Regions from separate parts of the Mus musculus genome. Here regions 2, 3, 4 and 5 are each linked to region 1. The links are chromatin loops, found by intact Hi-C in ENCODE. Cell type or tissue: gastrocnemius. All regions are shown on one strand. Links, peaks and the distances in the headings refer to the core of each region. The heading gives the core; the rest is flanking DNA.

Region 1 (5,000 bases), core at 1-5,000:
GCTAACACAACACTCCAGACTGCTCTGAGGAACAGTTGAGGTAACATGGATGTGTTGTAACAGGAGCACTGGGCTTCTACCCAGGTGTCTTGTGTCTCACATAGAGCATGTGATCTTTTTGGAGGTGATACAAGAACTACAGACTACAAAGCCGTTCAGTTTTTGTAGTCTCACTACAAGTCTCCATACCGACACATGGGAGAACTTTCCCTCTACCCAATAGCCAAAGAAAAATATAGTTACTTCGAAATGCTAGAAGGGACAGTCTGGGGGGAGAGTTGTGGTTGGTCAAGATAAGGAAGAGAGTAAGAATTAACAAGCAACAGAAAAAAGATAGCACCCAAGCTTAGGAAAAAAGCAGACATACTTTACTCAGCTCTCCTGTCCTCTGCCTCTCCTCCATCTGAAGCAAACATTATACTGATGTCACTTTTAATGTAGTTGTTTGTATCTTTAGATGCATGATGTAAGTCAAGGCATGTATTAAAAAGGTAAAGAAGAACACGGTGCACTCAGCTCAAGACCGAAATATCACGAACATCAGTAAACCACCTTCTGCCTCTTCCCCAGCTCTCTCTCTCTCTCTCTCTCTCTCTCTCTCTCTCTCTCTCTCTCTCTCTCCCCATGTTCATCTGGGGCCACAGCACACATCTCTGTAGGACTCACATATGTGTCCCTAAGCAGTTCATGGGTTGCTTCTACTGTTTTCCCACTTGAGACAATATGTGGCTGCCATTATCCTTCACACAGTTGGCTTGTGACTTGCTCACACAGGCTTATAAAGTGCTTGGCAGGACGCCCGCACGATCATATGGAAAAAGAAGAATCTAAAACTCACGCACAATGTCTGGATCACAGTATCGACACTCACAACTCAACATACTCTCTTAGTCATTTTTTTCTTTATGTATGAATAATAAATAACTTTTGAAAATGGGAATTATGACACACATGAGATTTTTTTAATTTAATTTTTACTTCATGTGTACCAATGTTTTGCCTGCATGTGCATCTGTGCCTGGTGTCTGTGGAGGCCAGAAGAGGGCATCTGATACTCTGGAACAGGAGTTAGATGTGGTTGTGAGCCACTGTGTAGGTGCTGGGAATTGAACTCAGGACCTCTGGAAGAGCAGCCAGTGCTCTTAACCACTGAGCCATCTCTCCAGCCACTACACCTAAGAATTTGAATCTGTATTTGTTCAGGCCTCGTGTTGTATAAACGTGTGATCCTTTGGACACCTCTGTATTCACGTAAACTATATTGTTCTCAAACAGCTTTTCCCCTCTCGGCCTCCAGCCAGGTGTGTTCCTTTCTCATCTACCTGACAAAACCTACAGCCTCGTCTATATTAATTTTCTTCCTGTCAATAGGTTCAGTCTTTGCTACATGGATTGCGTAATTCACTGCTTGATCGACGCTCTTGTCTTTCTAATAATTCTGACCACTGTCTTGTTCCTGGCCACAGTGTCAGTCCTCAAGACCAACAACTATGTCTCACACGTAGCACGTGCTCAGTAAACATGTGAAGGTTTTCGGAGCGCTCCCTAAGGGCTTGGACTCTTCCCCCTTCTTTCTTGTTCTTTCTATGCATCAGTAAGAGCACCCCAGGCTCAGGAGAGGATTCGAGTCGATGCCTTAGAAAGGCTGGAGGCTCTCTGCCTGTAACTTCCTAATTCTGTTCTACCATCCCTTGGTGGTGCATGCGAGATCTTTGAGATGCACTGATGCAGGGCCGGAAGTATCCTGGGCCTTCCTGGGGCTTACTGACAGTGGGTCATCCTAGGATATGAATGATTCAGGCATCAAAGAAGCAATAATGAGATTTGAACCCTCCTTTGTATTCTATGTTCAAGGCTTTAAAATAAATACAGCAGCCTTTAAAAGAAAAATTAGGCTAGGTGGGATTATAAATTAACACATTTAATTTTCTATCACTAAAATGGCAAAAATGATTTTTCCAGACTCCATTTTATAATGTCCATTACTATTCTCAAACACAAGGTCACACACACACACACACACACACAGCTTTTGTGCAACTTGTCTATATTAATGATGTGCTAAGATCATTTCTGAGTTATTTACCAGTTCTATCTTACAGTTAAAGTGTGCCCGAGGGGAGAGGAAACAGGGCCTTGGGGCTTATCTTTCGATTTGCCATACCCTTACTACCCCTTCTTGGCCCCGCCCACTCCCGACAGCCCTTTCTCACCCAGACCTCACACTTACTCAGCTGTGTTGATTCTAACACACCATTCTCCCTCTCCGAGCTGCTTTCCCTCATTTGTTCTTGCACTGTGGCTTCCCACCAGCTGTGAAAATCCTGTCAGCACCAGCACCCGCTCTGTATGCCAGCGAGTGGAGAAAACTGCAGGTTCCTTCTATGGCACCAGCCTCTATCTCTTGCCAGATCCTTCGGCTTCAACAGCAGCCCAGGGGCATCCAACCACCAGGGAAACAGACATATCCTCCAGAAAGCCTTTCTGCCGGAGAAGCACGGTCACCACCAGAGGGAGTGCATCTGCTCTTCTGGCCTCAGAGTGAACTTGATCACTCTGTGGCTCTTCTGATGAGATGCTATAGGGATAAGCGGTACTGAAATGCTCTCCCTCACCAGGGACTGTCAGTTGGAGGAGTCTAGTTCCCAGTGCGAGGGCAAGCCTGGGAACAGCTCAAAGCAGGTCCCATTTCCCACAGTGCCTCATCTACTGCATCTTAGACAAGGAAACCAAGAAGACCCTCTCCGTGGAAGATCCAAAGGGACACCGGGGGACGCATCTTCAGATTGTGCATGAGTATGCGGGCAGAGGGAAGGACCCTGCAGGCTGGACCTTATCGTGTAGAACCCCTCCCTGCAGCTCCAGAGCGCCCCCTGGTGCCTTCTGGGCCACTGACTTCCCCCAGTCTCACTGGAATACGCCTTGTTTATTTTACAGCCCTCTGCTGTCTGGCATTTCCCCCTGCTATTTACACACCAGGGCCCTGTAAGGACACATGGTTGGTTTTTAGAAGCTTCCTCCTCAAAGCTTCAAAGGAAAACCTCAATTTTGGCATTTCCTAGAAAAAACGATTTAATGTTTCTTCTTGAGGCTCAGGCTGTTGGAACAAAACCAAAAGCTAGGGTCCCCGCAGCACTTGGCACCGCGCCTGTGCTCCTGGGAGCTAGAGGTGCCACTTGGTCCTTGCAGCACAGAGAAGGGATGTTACTGCCCCCATTTCACAGATGTGAAACTGAGGGTGCCTGGGGGTGGGGGTGGAGTGGGGCAGCTGCTGGCAGATCCAGGGAACACAAGCAGAGAGTGAAGTTGGGTCTGTCCCCAGAAGCTCTGCCTCCTGAGTCCCAGTCCCCAGCAGCAGGCTTGCTTTCTACTGTCCAAATCTCCTACGATGTGACAGTCACAGTTTTCTGGAGTACAGCACTCTTGTGATGCTCAGATTTTCTTTGATTCTCTGCATAAATTTACTATGAAATCTTGTGATTTAAGAGGCTACTCTCTCCTTACTGTTTTTTTCTCTCTTTTTTTTTTTAAAGAACTCTGTGTTGGCAGAGTGCTTCCTGGTTTTGTTTCTGATTTTTGCAGTGCTAGGGTTTAATCTGGGCATTTTGAATTCTAGAAAAGATCTCATCCACAGAGCCACAGCCCAACCTTAGAAAAGTTCGTATTTCATAAATGAAGGTCTCCTAGCAGAGTATAGGTATTCCTCAGATAACATCATCAGGAATGTCCAGAATGTTGCTCCTGCCTACAGTGAATACAAACAATTGTTTGTTCAATCTAGTTTGGGGCTAACAAGAATATAATTAAGGCACTTTCAGCTGGTCTGCCTCTCTGGGGAACATCCGGGTTCTCTATGTTCCTTTGGTAAGCTATTAGTCAGGATGGGATGGCCACTATATACTGCCCCAAGTTTCTAGATCAAATCTATAAGTCCTGACAGGCCCAGCCCTGCTTCTCTTTAGGACACACAAAGTTTTGCCAAATACACAGACTACTAGATATACATATAGTTCCCTCTGGGGTCATCTGCTCCCCAAGAGACTTGTTAAAGTGGGACACTATTCTTGAGCTAAATTATCAATCAAAAGTATTCTTCTTTCTGGTATGGCTGCTTTCCACAGATAATGAAATCCCATCAACTTCCTCTAAAGAAAACGTGACCTACATAAAAATGAATAGCAATTAATTCTCAGCTGCAATCTTCAGAGGCTGGAGCTGAGCTAGAGCCCAGAGTCCTAGGAGCCCACTCCATCTTGATTGGGAGGCTGTAGCAGGTAAAGGGACCTTGAGGGACAGGCCCCAAGTATGAAATGATAGCACGAAGGGAAAGGGGTCAGAGCCAAAGAAGAACAGGCAGAATCCAGCACCCAGAGCGCCAGAATATCAGTTCCAGGCCAGGCCTGCTACCAAGAACCCAGAAGAACTCTTTAGATCAATCACAGAAGAATGATTTTTGTAGATGGTGCTTTCTTACCAGGGTGCTAGAGGTAGAATGTATCACAGCCATGTCATCACCTTCAGAGATGGATGTAGTCCATCAGCATGCCCAACGGCTACGTGGTCTCTGCCACCTAAACTTGCTCTTTGGGTTACATTCCTCACTCGAAAGTGAGATGCTTCGGTGGTAACTGTCCCAAGAGGGTCTCCATGAGAATACATTCTTTCCATGAAAGAACAGGTTAGGAGTGGGGGTGCACTTAGGGGAGGGGTGAAACAGGATCTCAAGTCCAGCTTAGGCAACATGGCAAGATGCTCTCTCAAAAACACAGCAGAGACAAATGAGGGAACTAGGCAACAACCGACCGAAGATGCAGGGTCCAGACTCTGGCTTGATCTTGACTGAATTCCTTAAGACTCTGAACCTGTCTGCATCTCCCTTCTCCCAACAGTAAAACCAGAAGCCAGTTATGATGATAGTGCACACACCTGAAGAGCGAGGGCAGGCTGTGTATCTACTTGCTCCTGACACAAGGCAAGCCCAGAGAAGTTCTGACTATGCT
Region 2 (6,460 bases), core at 592-5,591, 130 kb before region 1:
TCAAAATAATTTTCTTTAAAAGAAAGCAACATGTTGAAGCCTGGGAGCCAGAGTGGGTTTTCTGAAGTGAGACCCTCCTCACATCACAATGGAAGGTTGGTGCCTGCCTCTATCCCTCCTCAGACAGGACAACAGCCTCCTTGTGGCCTTTCTCTGCCTTTGGGTATTCGTGTCACCTGGCTACAGGAACAGAATTCAATCCAGGCCATTTGAGAACAACCCCAAGGGTGTTGGGATAGACAAACTTTATGTCTCAGTCAAGCTGGGCTTTAAAAGTCACTGTTTGTCCCCTCTGTCCATTCTGTGTGTCCTGGGGCACTGGCTAGCTGGTTCTTTCCAGTGTGTTATCATCTGCACCCAAGGAGTTCTAGGAACCCTTGGCGAGCTGAGGAAGCCAGCTGAAGACATCTGGCTGGGTGTCCCTGCTCTGTCCAAGGAGTCTATAGAAGGCACAAAGCTGGGAAAACCGATTGTGCATACGCTATGAAGTGTGATCACCGGGGACCTCTGGCCTGGTGTCCTCCTGTCCATGATGCACAGGGATGTAATTCCTGTCAAAATTCCAATGTCCCTTCTCATGTGAGTTAGAAAAAAAACCCTGAAATTTATATGAAACCATTTTTTTTTTAAAAGAAGAAGGAGAAGCCAAAATAGCAAAGGCAAGCACAGCAGAAGATGAAGTAAGCCTGGGCCCTCAGACATTCCCTCACTTGAGGCTGCACTCTACTGCAGCAGCAATTAAAACAGCATCATAGAGAGATGAGAACGGACACACTGAGCATTGGAACTGAATATGGTCCCAAACATACTAAGGGAGGACAACGGCTTCCTCCTCAGCGCTGAGAAAACACCAGAAATACATCATGGTTCCTATGGGTTTAGGCGTTGTCTTAATCTTGTGACCATCTCAGGGTGGCCTTATCTTGTGACCATCTCAGGGTGGCCTTATCTTGTGACCATCTCAGGGTGGCCTTTTTTTTTCTTTTTTTAAATCTCCACCCCAAGGGAGATTTCCCCCTCAACGCCCGAAGCTGAGCGAGTTTTACAGAACCTGGAATGTGGCAGGTTTTTAGTTAAGACAGTTTTGCCTTTAGCAAACAGGACTTGGTTCCTAAGCTGATATTGTGCTTGCTTCTCAAGGGAGAAGAGAAAGTGATGCACTCTTCGGAAAAGAGGGAGGGCAAGCAGGTTCCCAGAGTCAGTAGTGTTAGCTCTGAGATAGCTTTTCATTCTCATTCCTGTATAAACGAACATTTCCCTTGTAAACCTGCTCATCGTAATGAATGCCAAAGCTTGCTACTTTCCTTTGCTCCGTCTCTGTGGGAAAATATGTTCGAGCTATATATTCAAAAAGGGATAGCATCCAGACTGTATAAGGGACTCAACTCAAATAGCTGGCCAACAAACAACTCAGTTAAAATTTAGGAGACTTGGCTGGGTGATGGCGGCGCACACCTTTAATGTCAGCACTTGGAGGCCAGGGTAGGCAGATCTCTGAGTTCAAGGCCAGCCTGGTCTACAGAATGAGTTTCAGGTCAGCCAGGGCTTCACACAGAAACTCTGTCTCAAAAAACAAAACAAAACAAAACAAAACAAAACACCAAACCAAACCAAAAAATAAAACAAAACCCAAACCAAACCAAAATAACAAACCAGAGCCTTGTGCATGCTAGACACTCATTCTACCACTGAGTCCCATCCCCAGTCCCGGGGAATGTGAATTAAGACCACGATGTCATCTTCACACTGTTTGGTATGGGTGTGACTAAGCAGGAGTCTTGTCCACTGTTAGGGGGAAGCAAATCGGCACAACCCTTAGGCAACTCGAGACTGGAGTTCCCCAAACCAGACAGAACTCGATCCAGCCAACCTGGATTCTTATTCAAAAGCCCTGAAATCATCTTCAGAAGAGACACTGGGTTTCTACACCCGGCTGTTCACAATAGCTGAGGTGTGGCAGCATCCGCAGCAGAATCCTTAAAGTCAGGGGATATGCACAGGAGGGAATCCTACTCACCCATGGGAAGGGGAGCCTGAGCCCCAAGAGACTCGCCTCAGCAGGTGAAAGCTCTTGCTAAGGCTGCAGACCTACCTTGGATCCCCAGGACTTAAACAGTGGAGGGAGAGTCAACTCCTGAAAGTTCTCTGACCTTCATGAACCGCCCCTGCCCCATACACAAATAAATAAATGAAAGGACAGGTTTTAAATGAGAAAGGACATCCTCCTTTTGGATAGTAGGGGTGGAACTGGAGCACATGCTATGCATATAAACAGAGAATGGAAAAACAGATCTGCGCAATCTCCCTTATCCGAGGAGTTGAAGACCACCAAGCTCAGACGCAGAAAGCCAAGTGTCGATCACAGCGGCCGGTGAGGAAAACAGGGCATCAACTCTCAGACAAGAATGGAGCTTTCTGTTTCTAGCTCTACTGTGCGACGTGGTGACACTGGTTAGCATAGTGTGCGTACAGACCCAGAGGCTATTCCTGATGGGCATGACAGTCCATGGGCAGTGAGTGACATTAGCTCACTGAACACTCCTAACAAGCCTTGCCAGGATCAACTGTGTTACTTTACACCTCTGATTCTGGGTCCTTCTGTCACTTTAAGACATGCCTCAGGGCACTGAGACCCAGAATTCCCTTCCGTCCTCCTTCTTTGAGATTCAGAGCACCTTTGAGGCTGGGTAGGTTGTTCCTAGATGATGTCAGCAGTTCCAACTGCAGAGCCACTCGTGCACACAAACACGTGCATACACAAATACACGTACGCACATGCACACACATATAACATACATACACATTCTCACATGCACACACATGTACACACACATACACACACACACACACACACACACACACACACACACACACACACACACATGCTCAGGTGGTCCTCTCCATCCTGCAGTGTTGTTATTCTTTCAGTCTTGTTTTATTTACTTGGTTTTGGTGCTGAGGACAGAACCCAGGGCAGAATGCCGTGCACGTCCTCCAGCACAGAGCTGTGTCCCAGCCCTGATTTTTCATCAACTGTTATTATTTTTTTAATTTATAATTTGTTTTGTTTTATACAATAGCTTACCCTATAGCTTGGCCTGTTCCTTTTTTTTTTTTAACTTTAGATAACATTTTATTACACAAAGGTAGTCACATAATTGGTTTCTTCTTTACTTTGTGCACAGTATTCTTACTCTTCACAGAAAAGTTACTTCTGAATTTCTCATCTGGCAAGCGCAAGAACCTCGATCCTGACAGAGATGGAACAGTACTCACAATTTAGGTTGGTCTCAAGTGCATACTCTCCTGCCTCAGCCTCTCAAGAGCTGAGATAATAGCTGTCTGCTACCATGTCATTCTTAAAGGTTTTTTTTTAATCTAAATTTTCCTTTTTTTCCTATATTTTTATTATTGTGTTTTATTTTATTTATTGTTTATTTTTATTGTATTGTATTGTATTATTATTTGTGTATTATAGTTAAAATTGGGAGCTCCAGAGTCAGCCCGGATTGAGCAGGAGGTTGCTCAGCAAACTGCATGGCTTCTCTGGTTTCTTATTCACTACCAAATAAGTCCTAAAGAAGGTGAGAAGAATCACCCAGCCCTGAGGATATCTTGATAGTGAAGTAAGATAAGGGAAGCACAGGGTACATCACAAATATCTAACAAACGCTCCAGGAGTATACCAGCGGGAGTTCACCAGCAATACAGTGGGAGGTGAGCACGACATTCAGAGAGCAGGATGAATGTGAGCTCATGTGTCCGGAGTACGCGGCGCACACTTCTGCCTCAGCATCTTCATCTGGAGGATAGCAACGCCAGCCATCCGCAGCAGCTGGAAGGTGACTGGCTGAAGGGCACCGAACCCATGCAAGCATCCTTTGCTGGTGGTGCGGGAGTCTTCACCCTAGACCACCACGCCCACTCCACAGCATTTCAGGGAGCAAGCTGGAAGCCCTGTTGCAACCCGCTGATGCCAGGCAAAGCCTGGAGCCACAGGCACAGGCACAGAAGCCTGTGGGGACCAGGCGAGTGGTGTAACCCTGTGGACTCCAAATGTTGAGGGGGGAAATGGTAAGTGGAGGGTCTCCTACTGGCACACGCTTTCCATAAAAGCACCATGTCCAAGATGGTGCCCCTGCAAGCTTCGGTTGATGCTGTAGTCCAGAGTTCCAAGAGAGTTTTCAGTGACATGAACCTGAACCCCGCGCCCCACCCCCCACCCCCAGGCAGCAGCTGGCCCATGGGGGTGTGGGCACGTAAAGGAACCAGTAGCTATGTGTCCCAGCCTTGACCACTAGTGTGAACCGGAAGAGGAAGAGTAGGGTGTGTGGTATTAAGTGCCCATGCCCTTCTGGACTCAGAGCACAGTTCACTGGATCCCATCCATCTCACAGAACTTGTCTTCCAGCCTCAGGCTATAGTCAGGGTACCAGCCTTAAAGAAAAATGAATGCACTTGGTCCCAACGCTCCAGCTACCACTTGCCAAAGTGGGGAGCCACACACTGGCCTGTGTCTTTCACACATCCATCCTGCTATGAGCCTGAGCCCTGTGATTCCAGTACTTGGAGACTAAGTCTAAGGTACCACCCAGTTCAGCACTCATTTCTGATTCTAAGTAACTCGAACTGTGTCCTCACTTTGAAGAGACAGAAGGACCCAAAAGAGGTGAACTCCTTTTAAGGGTCACCAGCCTAGTGCATGATGGTGGAGTTTTCCAGGGCGGACCACCTCCCCAAAGGCTTCACTCCTTAGTCCTGTGGGAGTCAAGTTTCTACCCAGCAATCTTGTGGGAGACATGTGTTGGAAGCAAGGCTCTCAGTGTTTAAGAATGGTATTTCCTGTTGGTATCTGCCAGCTACATTCATTTCATTTCTTTTCTTTTTCTTTTTTCTTTGACATGGTCTAACTGTCTTCCAGATGTGGAATCTCAGCGTTTGCCTCTCTTTTTGATGGAGGCCTGGCTAGCCTAGAACTGTTAAGTCAACCAGGCTGCCTTTGGCCTCACCTGTCTCTTCCTCTTGAGTGCTGGGATTAAAGGCCTGCTCCCTCATGCCATGTTCATTATTTTAATCTTGTTCAATCTTATTACAAAGTATGCATACATAATTATTATTCCATTGACAGATGAGTGAACTGAGTCACGGAAGTTGGAGCAGCTCACCCAAGGGTGCAGAGAGTGGCGCAGCTCCGTCCACTGGCTTCCCTGTCCCTTGTCCCTTAGGAGGGTTATGGAATTCCAGGGTCAACCCTGAGGAAGGTCTGAGCACAGAGTCAGGTTCCAGAAATGGAAGCTCAGAATTTGTCTCGGGTTTGGATTATGACCATCCAGGTACGACCATTCTGAACCTGGCAAGACACCGCAGGCAGCTAACCTAACCTCACCTGGCCTCACCTGAGTGCTAGGTTGGAACTAAAACTGTTCAGCCACTTTGCTCTCCCAGCTGCAGCAGAAGACATGGCTGGCACCCCAACACAGCTGACCGTGTGCCTATATCCCCCATGTCCCCCCTAAGATGATTATAAACACCCTCAGCTGTCAGGGGCTACAGGTTGGTGCATTTGGTATGACGAACATACATCAACTAAAGAGCTAAACCTCGCTCCATCCCCTGTTGTCTAGGAATCAGAGACAACCTGCCTGTAAGCACAAACTATGGAATACTTATCAACTCTGTGGCACGGGACACTGGGTCTCAACCTTCCTAATGCTGTTCCCCTTAAATACAGATCCTTGTGTTGTGGTGACCCCCCAACCACAAAAATCATTTTCATTGCTATTTCATCTAACTGTAACTTTGCTACTGTTGTGAATCGTAACTCAATTATCTATGTTTTCTGATGGTCTTAGGTGACCCCTGTGAAAGGGTTGTTTGATACCCCCACACCCAAGAGTTGAAACCCACAGGTTGAGAACCACTAACATGAGCCCTCTATCTCCTGAAATCTAAGGACTCAGATTTAGCTTCGTGGGTCTGAAGTCTGCTCAGGGTTCTCACTGTGCTGTCTTTCTAGGGTGTTAATAGCTCTCCTAATAAGTCCCGTGCTTAGAAGCACAGTGCACCTCGGTGTGCTTGAATTCCTAATCTGAAACCCATCACTGGGCACAGGACCCAAGTCCTTCTAATAGGAATGACACACTCAAGAGCTGTGGCCAAAATCTGTGCTCACCCATTAGACCCTGAGGTGCTTGTCAGGGAAGAAGTTGTGATGGTGGTAAGCAACAGGCCTGTTCCCTTTCCCTTAACCCCAAAACACCTGGGATGTGGAAGAAAAGAAGGTAACTGAAGATAACAATTTGGTCTATGGATGATGGTTTCTGCTTCTTCTTCTTTTTTAGACTGATTTATTTATCTATTTATTTTACAAAGAATTTATTTTTATTAGTCACAGAGTGCATGTGTGTCTGTGAGCATGCATGCAGTACCTGAGGAGGCCAGAAGAGGGCGTCGGAACACC
Region 3 (6,460 bases), core at 581-5,580, 220 kb after region 1:
GGATAACACACTGCCCAACCTTCTCTGCTTTCCAGAGGCATCAAAATGTTGTAGAGGTGAACACAACAATTTCCTTTATTTAAAATATTTTTATGTGTATGCGTGTGCTTGACTGCACTGTGTGCATACAGGAACAAACAGAAGTCAGAAGAGGGTGACAGAGCCCTTAGAACTGGAGTTACAGGCTATTGTGAACCACCACATAGGTGCTGGGAATCGCACTGCGGTCCCCTGCAAGACAAAAAGGACAGAGGCTTAACTCCAGCCCCAGTTGTCTGAAAGTCAAGGAAAACAGTGGCAGTCACCTCGGTCACCTCGGCAAAGGCAGTTTCAGCTCCGTTATGTGCTCTGTGATACTTGAGGCCTCCCTGTATAAAGTCTGGGTTTTCAGGCATGAATTCAAATCTACCCTGTAGCTGCCTTAACTGTGTGAAATTGGGGCAATTAGGGCATAACTGTTTCTTCCCTTGTAAAATAGGGAACGTTTTATAGATGAAATAATCCCCATCAAATTCTTAATGTGGGACTCAGTGAGGCACACGGTAAGTGTTCAAATAGATGAAACACGCAATCACTAAGTAATAGCTAATTTAAAATTCATGTATATACTGTACCCAATCTCTCTCTCCTCCCCATGCTTGCCTCTTCTGCCTCCTATTGGTCACCTTTGTTACCCTGAGGAAGTTCCTTTTGTCTATGTAGAGAGATCATCTGTGACATTGGAATTCCTAAGTTTCTTATTTGGGCCACCAAGGTGGCTCAGTGGGTAGAGGTGCTTGTATGGAGCCCTGGGGACTGGAGTCTCCCTCCCAGATCTGAGGAGATGGCAGGAGAGAACAGACGCCTTAGCGTTGTCCTCAGACCACGACCTGTGTTGTGAATGTGTGTGCACCTACACCCATGGATAGTAAAATACATCATTACTTTTATTTTTTTTTCCGTTTTGATCATATGCTCCCCCTCCCCCAACTCCTCCCAGATCTTCCCCATCTTCTTACCCACCCAACCTCAAGATCTCTCTCTTTCTTAAATTCTTTAAAAGTTAATTGTTTCATTAACAATACACCATTTTACGAGAAAAACTGCTCTTGATATGATGTCTGTATATGGTTAATTTAGGGAGGGTCCCCGTGGCTACTTTGATCTTACAATAGATAGCAGTATTATAGTTTAGATCTGAGCATATACATCCCAAAAGGTTTGACCCCCTGCCTCTGATGCTGTTGAAAGATAGCTGAAGGAATCAAGCCAATTGAGCGTGTGTTTTTGAAGGGGGGTTGGAACTCGGACCCCCATCCTATCTCAGTCTTCGCTTCCCCGTGATGAAAATATCCAAAGTAGAGGCTCCTTCAGCGTACTCCCTCACAGGTGTGGCCACAAGCCCTAAACCAAGAAGCCATGGACCCAAACTTTTGAGAAAAACCTTCCCTACTTATAAATCTTCTTTAGAACTTTGGTGAAAGAACGCTGTTATGGCTGAATTATGCAATGAGCTTCTTCAATAATGACGATCTCCTTCCGCATCCTACAAGATGAGAAGGACGGCAGGTTTTGCTGTTCCGTTTGCCTGATGACCTGTCTGCAGGCTAGTGGTATCAGTTTATGCCTGCATATTTTTTAAAATTCAAGTATTAAATAAAGTTTCGGGTGCTCTCCAGTGTTCCAAAGCCCATTAGGTAGACAGAGGGTATTCCAACACACGGACGTTCCTTGTTTAAACTTGTTTAAACTTTTGCTTTTGCTTTACACATAGCGCTTAGTACACACGGCAAAACTGAAAACTACAGGCTGCTCTGAGAGTTTCCATTTCCCAACCGCTAGTCTCACAGCTGCCTAAGCAACCACTTCCTGAAATGCAAATACACACGCCAGCGCTCACACTCGCTACCCCATACCATACATACTGATTATTGAGTACTCAGGGAAATCTCTACCCCTTCAGCTCGCCCCAGGGACCAACTTTCACAAGGGAGAGGCCAGCGCTGGCCACTTCTAGTCTCTGTAAGGAGCTCCCTTTCTGTTTTTCTTCCGGCAAACTGATTCTGTTTGGCTTCCCTGAGCCTGCTCGCCCAGTCCTTAGCGGAGTCGATGTGGACAGGAAGCAGGTGTCCGGCGCCATCCCAGGGCAGGCCTGCGTGGGAGCCGATGGTCCCCGCAGCGCAACCCGAGTGACTCCGGCGAGACCCGCCTCCCCCTGCACCTTAGAAACCGCACCACCCGTCAGCTGGCTTCAAAACAAAGAGTCCATTCAGCGGCTTCAGATGCTGGCTCGTCGCCATGGCAACCATCCTCCGCCTCCTCCCCTACCCTCCCGACTCCCCGCAGCTGCGTGGGTGGAGGCGCCGCTTTGTCCGCGGGGGCCGGCTTTATTTCCCGCCTTTGCGGTGGACTAGAAAGGAGTCACCCCCGGGAATTCACTGTGGAAGCCGCAAGTTTCTTTTTTAGCCAGGATGGTTGGGTCCAGAGAGCCTGTCCCCGCAGGCTCAGCAGCGCCACCTTCCGTGGCCAAGAGCGCACTGCCCAGTCCGCCGCTGCGCAAAAGCTCCGTGGGACTCCCTATTGTCGCTTTTCTAGTGGCGTTCACATTTGAACAGCTAGAGCTTTCTTGGCTGAAAAGACAGAATGGTTATGTAAACAATCAAGATGATTTGTTTTGTGTTTCAGATGGTTATTTTCAATGATTATGCACTTTCAAAGAACTTGTATTTTTGATGAAATTCTCAATATTTACTTTGTCTATTCTATGAAGGAACTTTTTAAAAAATAAAAAAAAATCTATAGCGCCAGAAAAAAAAAATCTTTGGCTGCCACGTGAATTTGGGAGTTGGGAGGTTCTTATAGGTCCACACGCCTATAAGCTGTCTGAGGAATCCTAGAATGAGGACAGATGGAGCTTACAAGATCTGTCTGGGGAACTGGGCGTGGGGGGGAGTACAGCCTAAGAGAATAGATCAAGAGAGAGAAGGCGGAACAGTGTGCAGAGAAAAATAGGCTGGTGTCTGTGTGCTGAGGAGCATAGGACGAGTTATACAAAGTCACATTTCCGCGTCTGGTCTGTGGGAGGGAGTGGTCACGGTCTTCCTTACATTGTACTTAATAAAGGCAGATGCTGAAGGGAATTCTGGGGCAGCTGCGTCACATCTCACTGAGTCAACTTTTAACAAAACTTGAAAACTCATTCTCAAATGATAAAAAGGCCACCTGTAACACTCAGGCAATGCTAAGTAAGCCACGCAGAGAAAAGGAAACCCAGGAGGTGACTTGACAGAGGAAGTTTTTCTGGTCTTCACTTCTAGCTACAAAAAAACCCACATTTGATGAACAGGAAGCAGCTGGGTCTGGCACACAGTAGACAAATGTTTGCAAAGCAGAGGTTTGGTTTGCTTCTGAGAGTAATCTTTATCTAAATAACTACTTAGAAACTAAGTATGTTATTTGAAAACTTCTTTTTTTTTGGACCAATCTCTTTTCTTCCTCCGGAAATCTTCTCATTTGATGACTATTTCTTCTGTAATTTCAAACGGGACGTATGAGGCAATGTCACAAATCGTTCTTTTTTTTTTTTTTAAGCTTTGAAATTATTTTTAAAATTTCTTCTCACACCCCTCCCCCGCGCGCGCCCGGCCCCGGGTGAGTAGCGACCAGGTGGGCAGCACAAGCCTTTAATCCCAGCACTCCGGAGGCGGGAGGCAGAGGGAAACAGTTCAAAGCTGTCCCGATCTGGAGACTTCCCGGCCAGCCAGAATTGTTCAGCGAAACTGTCTCAAGTAACAAAACGAAAGGGAAAATAAACACACACACACACACACACCCGTTTTTGCATGTATGAGGTACGCGTTTGCATTTGTGCATGGAAACACTTGTAGGAGTCAGAATATCACTCCTCACCTTCCATCTGATTTGAGGTAGGGCCTCTTGTTTTTAGGTACTGCCAGAGACCTTTCGGAGACTCATCTAGATTGGCACGACCGTCATCACCGCAGTTTGTCATTTCATCTTACAGTGTGCCCAGCAGTTTTTGCAACCCCCTTCACACTTCATCTTACCGAATGCCTCATTTTAATCTAACTGAAGATAAAATTTCCATCGGATCTCTGCTTCACACTTTCCCGAGTCACAGTAACCTGTGATCTCTTTAAATTTAAGGTGGTTTCAAAGACCTGCCCCAACACCTTCATTATCGGATCTGGGAACTGAGAGTCTGGAAGGAGAAGTCAGTCTTATCTGTCTGTCTGTCACTCTTTCTCTGCCTTGCTCCCCCCTCCCCACTACGTCTCTACTTTTCTCCCTTCCTTTCCTCTCTTGTCTTCTCCCCTCCCCTCCTTTCCTCTATTCTTCCCGGTTCTTTCCCGCTGGCTTGGAACTCCCTGTGTAGACAACAAGGTTGGCCTCGAACTCACTGAGATACTTCTGCTTGTCTCCTGAGTGCTGGGATTAAAGACCTGCGCCACAGGCCCGGCAAGCAGTCGCTTTTTAAGTGCACCTGTGTAATGGAGGTTAGTTATGATTGGTTATCTGTGATGCATTAAATTAGAAGCATCCCGGGAATCATTTTACCTTTCCGGTCACTTTCTAGCTCCCCGGAGGCCCTTTGTGACTGGATGACCGACTGTCTTCATCCTCCAATCGGGGCTTGGAGTCTCAGAGCTACACCAATTGAAGGTTACCGGACCTTCAATAAAGACCAATCGGATGCTAGAGCCTAGCAAGCGAACGGCGATCAATCAGAGCGCAGGAGCGGCAGCCGGGGAGCGGCTGGCCAATCAACGTGAGAGCGGTGAGGAGGGGGCGGAGCCTTCGTGCAAGGAGCACTGCGCAGCGCGACTGCGCTGCGGAGCCGGAACGGAGCCTGAGACCTGGTCGAAGCTGGTAGGGTTGGGCTGGGCGCGCGCGGATGGGAAGGGCTGCGTTGGGCGTCGCCTGGGAGAGAGGTACGGGAAGAGTCCCGGGCTACAAATGCCGTTGCCATGGCAACGCAGGTGCACAGTTCTGGGACCAGGGTCCCTGCTTCTGGACAGTTTTCAGGCTGGAGCCCCAAGGCCCATAGGGCCTCCAATACCCTAGGCTTGCAGGCTGCTGGGCTGCAACCTCTCGATGGCTGTCTTGGCAGCCGACGATCTGGACTCTCTCCTGGGGCACTAGGAAAACAGGTCTTAGCAATGTGACCAGTTGTGCTAGCTCAAGTCAGTTCGCTTCTAGGCCACCCCTGGGTGCAGCAAAGCTGCCTCATCCTGGAGATGTCACTGTAGACAAACTAGGGTGTCTCCAGAGATTTTTTTTTTAAGCATCCAGCGGAATGCTTTGTGCACAAATAATTCAGAGAATAGGTCCTTAGTGAATGAGTAAAGATCACAGTGGCAAAGATTCCAGGGGCTGGCTCTGCTCAGGAGAAGTAGAAAGCACATCACATATGCTGTTTCGAATAGGAATCGTGGTAAGCTAACGATAAGTTAAATTTTAATATATTTCATTTGACCCAAACATATTACCAGTATTAAATAAGTGGTAAGATATTTAAAATTGAGTCTTTTTTCCCAACCGAAGCTGTCCAGTCTCTAATCTTACAGTATATGTCAGTACTATCGGCCTCTTTTCAAATGCCCACTACCCATTTAAATAGTGCCTAACATCTTTGTTTATTTCATCTAGATTTTTTTTGTTTTGTTTTGTTTTGTTTGTTTTTTTGAGACAGGATCATGTTATGTAACCCAGGCTAGTCTCAAACTTGTGATCCTCCTGTCTTAGCTCCCAAGTGCCTGGCAAAGTCGGATTTAAAAGAAAATTAAGTATATTTATGTGCACCCATGTGAACAACAGGTTGTCACTTCTCTTCTCTCATGTTATGAGTCCCAATGAAATTGAATCCCATTGTTTGGATCGTTAGCAAGCCTCACCTGCTGAGCCATCTCACAAGCCTGAAACTAGTGTTTTAAGTGGATCTAACTCGGGCAATAATAACAGAGAACTGAAAATCTACAACAGACAAACAAATTGGCTGCTAGTTATTATTGGGAATTCAAGGGAAGAATCCTTAGGGCTCATGTAATAGTAGCAGGTATGTCTGGCCGGTGGCCTGCAGGCCACATGTGGCCCAGGACAGCTAGGAACGTTGCCCAACACAAAACGGTAAACTTCCTTAAGTCATGGGGACATTTGCTTTCCCATCTCGTTTTGTGACTTGTATGCTTCCTGAGGGTGTTTTTGTGGATGACAGTGTCGTGTTGGCAGTATCAAAAAGTTGAATGCACCAATGGGAAGAGGACTTGGGCCTGATCCTCGAACCTCTGGAAAATAAGGTTGTTTTAATTCAGTGAAAATGAGTCCAGTCTCTTTTGTTTGTAGGGTTGAAAACTAGCTGAATCCAGAGGCTCGCAGACTGAACCAGCGTTCCTCTCCCACCAGCCTCTCCACCATGATTCACAGCCTTTTCTTGATTAACTCTTCCGGAGATATTTTCCTG
Region 4 (5,000 bases), core at 1-5,000, 80 kb before region 1:
TCTTTATAGACCAGGCTAGCTTTGAACTCAAAGATCTCCTGTTTCTACTTCCTGAATGCTGGGATCAGAAGCATGAACTACACACCCTGCCTAGGTTATAGATCATTCCAATCTGCAATTACAGAGAGGCAAACAGCACAGGACTCAGATCTGTTCCTCCCTTTATTTCCATTCCTACTTCTATACCTTGTAAATTCCTCCTTCTGGATTTATTGTTTGTAGTCGCACCTAAATTGGCAACCTGCACACCCCTTCCTTCCCTTCTTGGCCTGACTAAGAGCAGTGGTTTGGGCCCTGGGCCCCGTCCTGGCTCTCCCACTGCATCCGGAGCCCTGGCCCTGGTGATCTGCAGCCCTGTCCCTGTGACCGGGAGCCAACAAGATGGACATAGAACTGTTCATGCAGGATGAGCACAAACACAGAGGCATGAACACAGATACAGGGGTGGTTTCATGGTGTGCGATCCTGTTTTAGTCAGCTCTGGGCCCTGCGTGGGGCCGGGCCTCGGAGGATGAGAAGCAGGCATGGGTTAGTGAGGAACTTGTGTGCTTATGGTGGGATGTGCTCTGGTGAGAAAGACCACAGGGAACAGAAAGCATTTCATACCCATTATAGATATGTGAGCAGTTCCTGGAAGGCAAAGAAGAGCCAAGTTGAAGCATCAGACCCAGTATAGTGAGAGGCACGTTATTAAGAAGGGGGCATTAGAACTGTCTAGCTGACCGTCATACCACCACCAAATTCTAGACAGAGGGGGCCACAGATCAAGCCCATCCTCGCTATCCTGGGTTCCCTTGATTTGGGGCTTACTTGGGAGTGGGGAGAAAGGAGGTGAAAGATACTCTGGAGATCACAAAGTTGAAACCTTAATCACCCATCACCCAATGGTAATGGAGAAGACTTCAAACTTTCTGCCCCACTAGGTCAGAAGGGCAGCTGACCAGTATGCGTTCTCAGTCTTAAAAACCTGCCTTATTAGTTACTGAAGCTCAAGGAGAACAGCAGCCAGATGTTGCTGCAGCTGTTGCCAGCTCTTGATCAAATGCAATTGTATCAAACCTACCAACTAACTTGCCCATGAAGACTCGAGATCATCTGAAAGGAGTTATTTTGTCAATAGGCAATGTCTGTAAGAAGTGGGTCTCCCTAGCTACATTGTATACTTGTATGTTTAGGCTAGATAGGTTTGAGGGGCTCTGAGGGATGCTTGAGAGAATGGAGCCTGAGTTCATCCACAAAGATTTTACCTTCATCTTCAGACACGTCCAGGATCTCGTCCACCGTCTCAGGGTAGCTCATCCGGTGTTTGTCACTGACTAACTGAAAAGAGAAAGGGCGGGGGCTGGGACCCATAAGGAGCCAGGCACACTTGTTTCTGTCCTGCTACTGCCCCAAATGAGCAGCCAGGAAAGGTGATAGAAAAGATATGTTGCCAAAGAAAGCCAGGCCCAGGAGGCATTTGATCTGGAAGCTCATGCCCAGACTTCCCGTTTCCTCGCCCATTCAATTCTTTGGTCACTAGGTGGCAGTATGCCCCACCTGTAGCTAAACAGTGCCTACCAGGCGGGAGGCATTGACTTTGGGCAGTAACCCTCAGGGCCCATGGCCACAGCTGGGGTAGGGGGTGGAGACCTACCACCACACTGGTTTCATCTGTGACCACCTTGAGCACGTCTGTTACAGAGATGTAGCCCAAACGTTTGGCTATTGCCAGAGGTGTGGTTCCGTTCTAGGACAAAGGAGAGACAAGAGAGAGAGTCAGAGAGGAGAGTCTGTCTCCTGAGCACAGATCCAGTACCCTTGGATTCTTCACAAGCGCCCACAAAGACAGACTGGCCCTTGGAGCCAAGAAGAGGTATGCATAAGTATGTGATCCTTGGGGCCACAGAGATGGGACAAGGCAGGAAGGAGAATAGGACAAACTGTAAGCCCTAGGTGTTGGGTATATGGCCTTGGCATGAGAACAAGGCACCCTCCCCGCTGCCACCTGCCCCCGCTCCCAGGGCAGGCAAGCACTTCGGGGAGGAGCCAGTAAGGAAACCCCAGGATCCAGCTGGCAGAAGAGCTCAGGGAAAATTGCACAGTGCCGAAGCTTTTGTTCTCTGTGAAATCCTTCTCTGCTTGCAGAATGTGACCTGGAGTCCACGTGGCTTCAGCCCTGTGCAGACCCTCAGCAAACACTTCTACAGGCAAGGCTCTACAGCCTTCCAAGCTGGGAACAGCCTTGCAAGGTAACCCTACACACCCCCGCAAGGAGAGCAGGAAATGCATCCTGAAATCACCAAGGCTGCTAGGGGTGTCTTTGAGGCAGGCCCAAAGCACTTAAATTTGCCTACTCCTGTCATAGTGAAGGCAGCTTCAAACACACCAGAGGGTGTGTCAGCAGAAATAGGTACGAGCCAGAGGAGAGGAGGCATGGTGCTGGGAACACTATTCTACGATCACTCCAGTGTCTAAGCCTGGAATATGCAAGGCACACAGCTCTGTGCAGACCCAAGACTGTCAACAACCTATGTAGTTAGGTTGTCCCTACCCCCTGTTTCCTTTTTTCAAAGCTCAGGACTGAGGCAGGGCCTCAGAGTTGCTCTGGTTGATTCCTAAGTGAGCGCCCAGGAGATGTTAGCCTGGGAGCTGGGTGTAAGGTACCTTGGTCTTGGCATTGCCCCTTGATCTGTCTCAAACGGGACCGGGTAGGTACTCACCGAGCTGACCTCATTTGGAGAAGCACCATTCTTCAGGAGCAATGTCACAATGTCTGTGTGTCCTTGTTGAGCTGCCTGGTGCAAGGGGCTGTATCCTAGCTACGAAGGGAGGCAGGCATTTGACAGGGTTGGTTAAGAGTTGCTGGAAAGAACTGCATGCAAACTCCAAAGTCCATCTACTATCCCTCCTGCTCCCCCCCCCACCCCATTTCCTTTTTTCAAAACTTAGGACTGAGGTGGGGTCTTGAGTGGCTCTGGCTGATTCCTAAGTGAGTGCCCAGGGGTGTAAGGTACCTTGGTCTTGGCATTGACATCTGCCTGGTGCTGTAGCAAGAACTTCACCAGCTTGATGTTTCCATAATGACTGGCCACATGGAGCGGGGTGTAACCCATCTGAAAGGCAAGAAATGGGTGTAGGTGGCAAGGCTCCATCAGAGCCATTCTTAAATGGAATCCTTACAGAAGCAACCATCTAAGGGAGGGGAGGAAGCCGTCGGGGAAGGGCGAGGGCTACCATGAGACATGTCACCGATGCTGCTTAGAGAAGGGGCAGGATTTGGCGGCAGACAAGTGGAGGCTGACGTGAACCTGGAAGAAGGGGCTGGGTGGAAAGTTGATAGCCTGGGAGATGAGCAAGGGCAGTTGATGTGAAGCAGAGAGAAGACAGAGTGGGGACCGACGTCCGGCGCAGCTCTTAGAGAGGCTGGGATTGGAGAGAGTTGTACTGGGATCTAAGAAGCATTCTTTTTAGAAGGAGAGGGTAACACACTGGTCTATGCTCAGAGGAGCACTAGACGGACAGACAGCCATGTACTGCCGTGCCAATATTCAACAGCAGCAGACTTGTCTCATCTACAAGAGGGGCGGAGCCTCACTGTAAGCATACAAGTGATGGCTGAGTTACTAGAGTTTGTAGGGACTGACCGTGATCTAAAGTGATGGGTCATGGTTGTCTGTGTGACTATGGGCTCAGTGCTAATTTCCTATTGATTTTCGTTTGTTTATCTTTGGTAGGGATGAACCCAGGTCTCTCACATGCCAGCTCCACGTCCTCCGTGTTCAGACTCTGCTCTGCTCCCTTGGATTACTTGGTGTCCTGCCCAAATGGCTGATAAGCCAGGCCCTCTTTGGTCATGTATGACCCTAGGGAGCCAGCTGAAGATTCCAGAGACCTTCTTAACACAGACCCTATGGGTCAGACCTTTGTGTCCTGGGATGGCTTCGTAATCTATGAGGCAGCTCTAACCTCTAGAACGGGATCCTTTCAGGAAGAACCCCCCAAATTCTGAACTAGGTCCAGGACGCCCTTGGGCTTTAAAGAGATCTTGGCTGAAGCTGTAGGCAGTTCTTGGGGTGTCTTCAGTACAACATCGTAGTAGTGCATCTCTGGAACTGGGGTGCATGTGTGCATGGTGCTGCTGGCGTTACTCTGTTCCTTTCTTGGGGGTTGTTTTTCTTTTTCAGCACTGGGGACGGAACTGAGGGCCTTGTACACAGCTAGGCAAACTCTACATGAGTTACATCCTCAGCCCTGTATCCCGAAACAAAAGGAACCAGTACTTCTTTTCCATGCAGTTCCTTATCCCACCAGCTGGAGGTGCTCTGTTCTCCCTCTGGACTGCCACCTTCTTATTCTGGATGTCTCATTTTGTGACTCCTTCCTGTCACTGGGGACAGATGTGCTTGCCATACACTCACCCTTAAGCCACGACACAGGGCTCTTTGCCACGGCACGTTTGAGAGAAAGTCAAACTCCACCCAACACAGTCTTGGCATAAAAGGGGTTGCACTTCCAAGCAACCCAGAGAAATCCTGGTGTTTTCCCTCGCATGCGTTCTACATGTGTGAGACCAGACTTAATATCCAAGTTCCTATGACAGACTCAAAGATCTAGCAGACTAAAAAAACTCCCAGGTATAGTGATCATGAACGCTGGTGTCTCCAGACTCAGGAGGAAGCAGATCAGTGTTGATCCTCAAGGGTTTGTCTCCATGAAGGAGACAATTTCAAGGTGTGAGGGTATGCCTCTGTGATGTTCTAAGGTTTGGGGTGGGGGGTGGTATGCCTGGGTGGATCGTGTTGGGGAATGCAGCTAAGGGAGAGAGACATCCATTACAGACACAGGCACGGGTTTCATGCCTTACCCGGGTGGTAGCATCCACGGTGACGCCATGTTTGATCAGCACGTCTGCCACTGGAACATGGCCTTCTTGTGACACCAGGTGGAGGGGAGTGAGTCCACTCTAAAAAGAAACAGATGTGCACCAACTTTAAGCCAGGGAAGAATTTCTGTCTGCA
Region 5 (6,460 bases), core at 724-5,723, 78 kb after region 1:
CTACTCAGCAGCATATGGAAGCTTTTCTAAAACAGATCACATCCTGGGACACAAAATAAATATTTATAAATTCAAAAAGGCTGAAATCACTCCTTGTATCCCATCAGATCACAATGCACTAACCTTAAAATTGACCACCTCTGGTAAATACGCAAGATCATGGAGATTAGACAACTCATTACGAAACACTGAATGGGTCAAAGGAGAAATCAAGACAGCATTTTCTAAAACTTCCTGGAACTAAATGAAAATGAGAACACATTACCGCAAAAATGTCTGAGACATGTGGGAAGCAGTCCTGTGAGGAGAACTAATAGCTTGAAGCTCCTACAGTAGAACTTAAGAAAAAGCACAGACAAGAGGGTTAGGAATGCAACTGATAAACTGGAAAACCAGGAACAAACCAAACCCAAATCCATCCAACAGCAAGAAGTAAGAAAAACCAGAGCTTCAATCAATGAAGCAGAAACAAAGAAAACAGTACAAAGAATTAACAGATCTACGAGCTGTGTTTGTTTGTTTGTTTGTTTGTTTGTTTGTTTGTTTGTTTTTGAGAAGTCAAACAAAATTGACAGACTCTTGGCCCAACTAACCAAAAGACAGAAATACCCCAAGTTAAACGAACTAGAAATAAACAGGGAAACATTACAACAGTCACTGTGGAGAATTCTCAAAAAAGCTATACTAAATCTACCATTTGCCCAGATCAAGCCCTCCTTGGCATATGCCAAGTGTCCTGCATCATACTCCAACAGATCAGCCATGTTCACTGTTGCTCTAGTCACAGTAGCTAGGAAATTGAAGCGACCTAGTGTCCTTCAACGGATGAGGACACAATGAAAACGTGGCCCATGCTACTCCCGTGTTAAGAAATGAAACCATGACTTTTGCAGGTAAATGAATGGAACTGGAAAACATATTGAGCGAGGCAACCCAAACCCAGAGAGACAAACGCTGCGTGTTTTCTCTTGTTGGAAGTACCTCGCTCCAGATCTTCAGACGTGAGTACTTGGCCTGGAGTGACAGAAACAGGAAACTACACTGGACCACTGCTGGGATAGTGGATGGGGGTCATCTGGAGGGGAGTGGCGGGCGTGGTACAAGTGATCTGATCCATAAGATGGAAAAGGGGGGCTATGCCTCACTCGGCTCTCCTCAGAGGGGCTTCTTCTGCAATAGATGGAATTTCATGCAGAGACCTGTAACTGAACAGTGCACAAAGAAGCTGACACTTTGGAGCACTCAGTCCCAAGTGGGATGTCTATCAAACTCCTCCGTAGACTCAGGATCTATGGGAAAGAGGAGGCAGAAAAACTGTAAGAGCCAGAGGTGATGGGGAGTCCAAGGAAACAGTGTCTTCCAGACACAGCAGGACTGGTGCACACATGAACTTACAGAGACCGTGGTACCGTGCACAAGGCCTGGAGAGGTTCAAGCTAGATGAGGTTCCGGCACTGAGAGGAGGAATGGGTACAGGACCCTACATCTAACCAAGAAGCCATCTGATACTGATACCAGCTGGCAACGGAAAAACCAGCTTCGTTCAATGGAGTCTCAACTGGGTGTATCATCCACACTCCGGGGCAGGCCCTACGCTCAGGAATTCATTTTGTGTTGGCATGTTTTGGTTTGGTTTGGTTTTTTTCTAGGCTGCATGTTTCATTTCATTTAGTTTTGCCATTGTCTATTAGTCCTTTGCTTATTTGTTTTGACTTTTTATGTTGAGATTTGTTTCTGTGAGTTTGTTTGTTTGTTTGTTTGTTGGGGGAGAGAAAGAAAGAAAAAGAAGAAGAAGAAGAGAGAGAGAGAGGAGGAGGAGGAGAAGGAAGAGGAGGAGGAGGAGGAGGAGGAGGAGGAGGAGAAGAAGAAGAAGAAGAAGAAGAAGAAGAAGAAGAAGAAGAAGAAGAAGAAGAAAGAGAGAGAGAGAGAGAGAGAGAGAGAGAGAGAGAGAGAGAGAGAGAGAATGTGAGCATTAAGTTAGGTAGGTAGGGACCTGGGAGGAAATGAGGGAAGGAATTCATAATCAAAATATATTATATAAAAACAATTACTTTTCTTAAAAAGGGAGAGAAATGAACTGTGTATAGTGTCCTTCCCTGGCTGCAGACACAGTGACCAGCTGTTTACAGCTGCCACAGCTAGGGGTGCTCATTATCATGTGTTCCCTGCCTCCCAACTGAGCGGACAGAACCTGTTCCTTCCTTGCTCCCCTTTCATCAAGTATTTTGACACAGCAGAGTGCAGTAAGTAATATGAGCCCTCCCTCCAGAAGGACTATGTGCTAAAGTCTTAGCTGTCAACCTGAGGTGATCCTGAGAGGTAACAAAACCTTCAAAGGGTGGGCCTACTTCCAGGAAGTTGGGTCACTGTGGGGGCTTTTGAAGATAATGTTGGTGCCCCAGACACTTCCTTTCCTTCTTTGCTTCCAGTTGCCATGAGGCGAGCAACCTTAGCCCGTCATACAATTGTCATAATGATGTGAGTTGCTACCTTGCCACAAACACAAAACAAAACAGGGCCAGATGATCATGGTGGGAGTCTCTGAAATCATGAAATCATAAGCCCTTTATCCTTATAACTTTATTTATAACAAATATTTTTATAATCATGGACCTGATTAAAATAAACGTGTTTCCTTTGCAAGTCAGCATTGAGAGACTAAGAGGACAAGCCACAGACTTAGAGACAACATCCGAGGAGAGCATGGGAGGGGCAGGAGACATGGCTCAGAAGTCACCCGCGTTCTCTCCCCAGCACCAACCATTTGGAATTCTAGTTTCAGAGGATCTGATGCCCTCATCTGGTCTCCACTGGCCCTGCACACACAGGCACATGCAGGCAAAAACACCCATAACAGTAAATAAGATGTCAGCAGCAGCAACAACAACAACAACACAGACTTACCATGCCTGTGCCTACTGCACATCAGGACCAAGAACCCCAGGGTAGCCTCCAGTATGCAGCATGTCTGTGCTACTTCAGACTTTGTCTTAGGAAGTCAAACAACCAAAACATATCTGGTAAGGGCCGGTCACCCTTAAGTAATCTATGAGCATCAAGTATGCAAAAGGTGCTTAAAACTTGATTAAAAAACAAACAAAATACAAACAACAAAGCAAATTTTAATATGAGCAAGAGACATAGACAGGCATCACAGAAGATGCAATAATCCTATGGAAGAGGGCATCACAGCCTCTGCCATTGGAGACTCCAGTTAGGACAGCAAGGCACAGAAGATACAATAATCCTACGGAAGAGCACACCATAGATAGCCTCCGCCATTGGAGACTCCAGTTAGGACAGCAAGGCACCACTGCACACTCACTATGTCTGGGCAACACAAGTGTTGCTGGGGATGTGGACCACAGGAGCACAGCCAGCTTAGAAAACAGCTTGGCAGCCTCCTCCAAATTCCTTACAAGTTTATCTTCCACAAAAGCAGTCAATATGATGTAAGGACCCAGAAATACATCAAGCTCATATGTTCTCTTACTATAAAACACCATCAGCTTCTCCCCTCGATATGGACTCAAAGATTAAAAATGCATGTCCATGAAAGCATGCAAAGGGATCTTTAGAGCAGCTGTAAACACTGGGAGGAACAAGGGCCACCTACCTCCTCCAGGTGTGACAGGTAAACTGTGAGCATCCAGACTACTGTCAGCTGTAAACACTGGGAGGAACAAGGGGCCACCTACCTCCTCCAGGTGTGACAGGTAAACTGTGAGCATCCAGACTGCGGAAGGTCATTTTCCCTAAAAGAATAAGGCTCTCTAACCATGAAAAGTCATGACAGGAGTTAGGAACATAGTACCTGAAAGAAATCCTCCTGAAAGGACCACATGAGATTCCAAGTAGATGACTTTCTAGAAAAACAAACCAACTGTGGGGTTACTGAAGAAAAGAGCGACTACTAGGAATTAGCGCGGAGAAGACACTGGGAGGTGCTGAGACTGGTGTGTATGATAGAACGCTGGATACACGCAGTTATGAACTGTGAACCGCACAGGGCATAGACTCAGTGTGATGGTCTGTGCTGGCTGTAGATCCATCAGTTATGGTGGGAGGTGTCAAGGAAGAGAGGTTGCACATGTGTGGGGGCGGGGCTTTGAACTTAGGTTTGAATTCTAGGAACCTTAAACTGCAACCACTAAAAATCACTAAACAGACAAACCGACCTATCACTGTGACTATGGGTATTTTTTTTCTTTCACTACACTTCTTTGTAATTTTGTGTAGTATATTTTGGACTTATGTTAATAGAATTATATGAGTTTAGATTTCCATATCTTCTTCACAAAGTAAAACTTTTACCATTATTAAGTAGTATCTTTATCTTAATAGTGCTTCTTTGCCATAAACTGTCTTGTCTCAGATTGACGTAGCTGTGTCAAATTCCCTTCATTAGTAATCTTCCAATATAGTTTTGTTCCTCAACATTTTGGAGTTTTTAAAAGATTTTATTGCCTTGTTTTCAAACAGCATCTAGTATTCTTTTAGGGTTTCTTTCCCTAGTTACCTGTAGCTTTTCAACGGAAGTTCTAGTCCATTTACAAATAAATTAATTATTGGTGTATTTACACCTATGCTTATTATGAATTTTCAACTACTTGGCTTGGTCTCTCATGTTTCCTTATTTTGGACTTCATAGTTACATTTTATCATTTTATATCCCCATTACTTGGAAATTAGGTACCCTGTCTGCATTCATTTATATTTTACCTATTTACCCTAGAACTTAGAACATGTATTTTTAACTGCTCCATAGCTAAGATTAATCATCAGTATGATGTAGAGATGCTTCAACTTCATTCATCTTCTACCACTGAGATTATCATGTGCTACCATAGAATACAATATTCCATTCAGCTCTTTCTTACACAGCCCAGGCCCATATGCCCAGAGGTGGCACTGTCCCCAGTGGGTTAGGCTCTGCTACATCAGTTAGCAACCAAGAAAACTGCACAGGCTTGCCCACAGGCCAATCTGACAGAGGCAATTGTTCAACCAAGGCTCCTTCTTCCTGAGTGTGTCAAGTTGACCTCCAAGACTAGCCATCAGAGCATGTGTGTATAATCATATTTCACACATACATTGTATTCCCATATACTACTGGTTTACAATTAGAAAAGTGGAGGTTGGCAAGAGGGCTTAGCAGGTACACACACACACACACACAGAGAGACAGAGAGACAGTGACAGAGAGACAGAGACAGAGATAGACAGAGGAGTGAGAAAAAATAAAATGTAATAATAAAAATTTAAAAATTTAATTAGAAAAATAGTAGCAGTATTTTGGCTATACCAACAGATCCTAGGAGAAAAAAAGCCAGGAGAAAAATTGCTGAACTCAAACTCCTGGGAAGCTGGGAACCAGATGGGTTCTTTCACACAGCTGAGCCAGGCCTGTCTCCACCACTTCTTTTACCACTGGGCTAAGTAAGGTCTAACCCAGTTATGCCACAAAAGATAAGATTCAGAGATTCCACACAGAAGTTGACAAAAAATAGTGGTGAAAATCAAAGCTATCTTCAGGGCCAACATTCTCAGTGAGTGGAAGAATCAATCCTGTCACAATGTCATCAAACTATTGTTAGGATAAATGTAATCACAAAATCCCGACAGGATCGTCTAACAGTCTGAGAAGCTAATTATAAAACGATGAGCATATATGGCAAACCTAGAAGAATCTATCACCCTGAAGAAGAAAAATAGGAAGTCCTGTTTGATGTAATATGAAGATTTAAGAGCTACACTTAAGACAAGGTACACATATAGATCAATGACAAACTAGATATTCCAGAAATTGACTAAGATACATATGGACATGTTTCACAGTGAAAAATGAATAAATGTTCTGGGAACTGTGTATATGCATGGGAAAAGTAAAGCTGGCCACATCATAGATCATGAGCAAGATTAATTTCCGTGTTAAAGATCTAACTATGTAAACCAAACCATGATGCTGTTAGAAATGATAAGAGATACAAAATAACCTCCGAGTAGGGAGAGTCTGAGAGAGGGAGTATGGATTGTGTGAGGTAAAACTGGAAGATTTTAGGCCAGTCAAATGGCAGCTCTCCCCTAGTTCTGTCTTCCCTTTAGGAGACTCTCTTCCTTGCACACCATTAGCCTCTGCTGGGCACACTTAGCTTTGTAGCCTGTGAGCTAAGCAGGTCTCTCACACTCCTGAGTTCATGCACTCTGGATGGCTAATAATATAGACAAGGGGTGTCTTCCAGCTGTGCTGGGAGTTCAGGAGGCAAACCCAACCCTGAGTCTTCAAAGCCAGCATTCAACACTCTCTGCTGTAGATGTCAAGAACTTACTTGGAGTTTGAAGCTTTTAGAAATATACCTGTTATGTCTACAATTGTGCAGCAGGGGATCCAAGTAGGGTTAAATAGAGCAGTATCATTTGTAATAACCTAACAGGAAAGAGCCTAAATATTGGTTAACTT

The links. A loop is a pair of places that touch in the nucleus more often than their neighbours do. Peaks named below come from ENCODE experiments on the same cell type or tissue, not always from the same donor. Only the 100,000 strongest peaks of a DNase experiment are listed, where the experiment ranks them.
Region 2: it touches region 1 in a loop (2.5-fold over the local background); 12 of 42 quality-filtered maps call a loop at or near these places.
Region 3: it touches region 1 in a loop (2.1-fold over the local background); 6 of 42 quality-filtered maps call a loop at or near these places.
Region 4: a loop joins it to region 1, with 7 times the contacts of the local background. A loop is called at or near these places in 25 of 42 quality-filtered maps.
Region 5: it touches region 1 in a loop (2.1-fold over the local background); 3 of 42 quality-filtered maps call a loop at or near these places.

What each region holds. Positions count from the first base shown.
Region 1 is chr8:23,025,959-23,030,958 of GRCm38, reverse strand. The region is part of intron 1 of Ank1 (ankyrin 1, erythroid); the gene reads right to left. Among named protein-coding and RNA genes, the nearest start is that of Gm51563, 8.6 kb to the left of the region's middle. In gastrocnemius, for the core only: CTCF peaks have their summits at 2,491 (motif pointing right) and 2,887 (motif pointing left); DNase peaks (open chromatin) are centred at 2,224, 2,532, 2,865, 3,129 and 1 more place; H3K4me3 peaks cover 1,006 bases; H3K27ac peaks cover 1,051 bases.
Region 2 is chr8:23,158,804-23,165,263 of GRCm38, reverse strand. It overlaps Nkx6-3 (NK6 homeobox 3), which reads right to left. Exons shown (of 3, transcript NM_029002.2): 3 at 6,316-6,460. It overlaps Gm30306 (a long non-coding RNA gene), which reads left to right. Exons shown (of 3, transcript XR_378803.4): 3 at 1-523. Among named protein-coding and RNA genes, the nearest start is that of Gm30247, 6.3 kb to the left of the region's middle. In gastrocnemius, for the core only: no CTCF peak of the experiment used is centred there; no DNase peak of the experiment used is centred there.
Region 3 is chr8:22,803,985-22,810,444 of GRCm38, reverse strand. It overlaps Ap3m2 (adaptor-related protein complex 3, mu 2 subunit), which reads left to right and starts at 4,791. Exons shown (of 9, transcript NM_029505.3): 1 at 4,791-4,869; 2 at 6,343-6,460. The coding sequence starts at 6,413. In gastrocnemius, for the core only: a CTCF peak has its summit at 2,498; DNase peaks (open chromatin) are centred at 2,431, 2,981, 3,659, 4,784 and 1 more place; H3K4me3 peaks cover 4,376 bases; H3K27ac peaks cover 4,036 bases.
Region 4 is chr8:23,105,977-23,110,976 of GRCm38, reverse strand. It overlaps Ank1 (ankyrin 1, erythroid), which reads right to left. Exons shown (of 44, transcript NM_001110783.3): 18 at 4,847-4,945; 19 at 2,997-3,095; 20 at 2,703-2,801; 21 at 1,637-1,729; 22 at 1,248-1,320; 23 at 607-630. Among named protein-coding and RNA genes, the nearest start is that of Mir486, 34 kb to the left of the region's middle. In gastrocnemius, for the core only: a CTCF peak has its summit at 4,299; DNase peaks (open chromatin) are centred at 1,545 and 1,987.
Region 5 is chr8:22,947,289-22,953,748 of GRCm38, reverse strand. No RefSeq gene overlaps it. Among named protein-coding and RNA genes, the nearest start is that of Ank1, 24 kb to the left of the region's middle. In gastrocnemius, for the core only: a CTCF peak has its summit at 2,801 (motif pointing left); no DNase peak of the experiment used is centred there.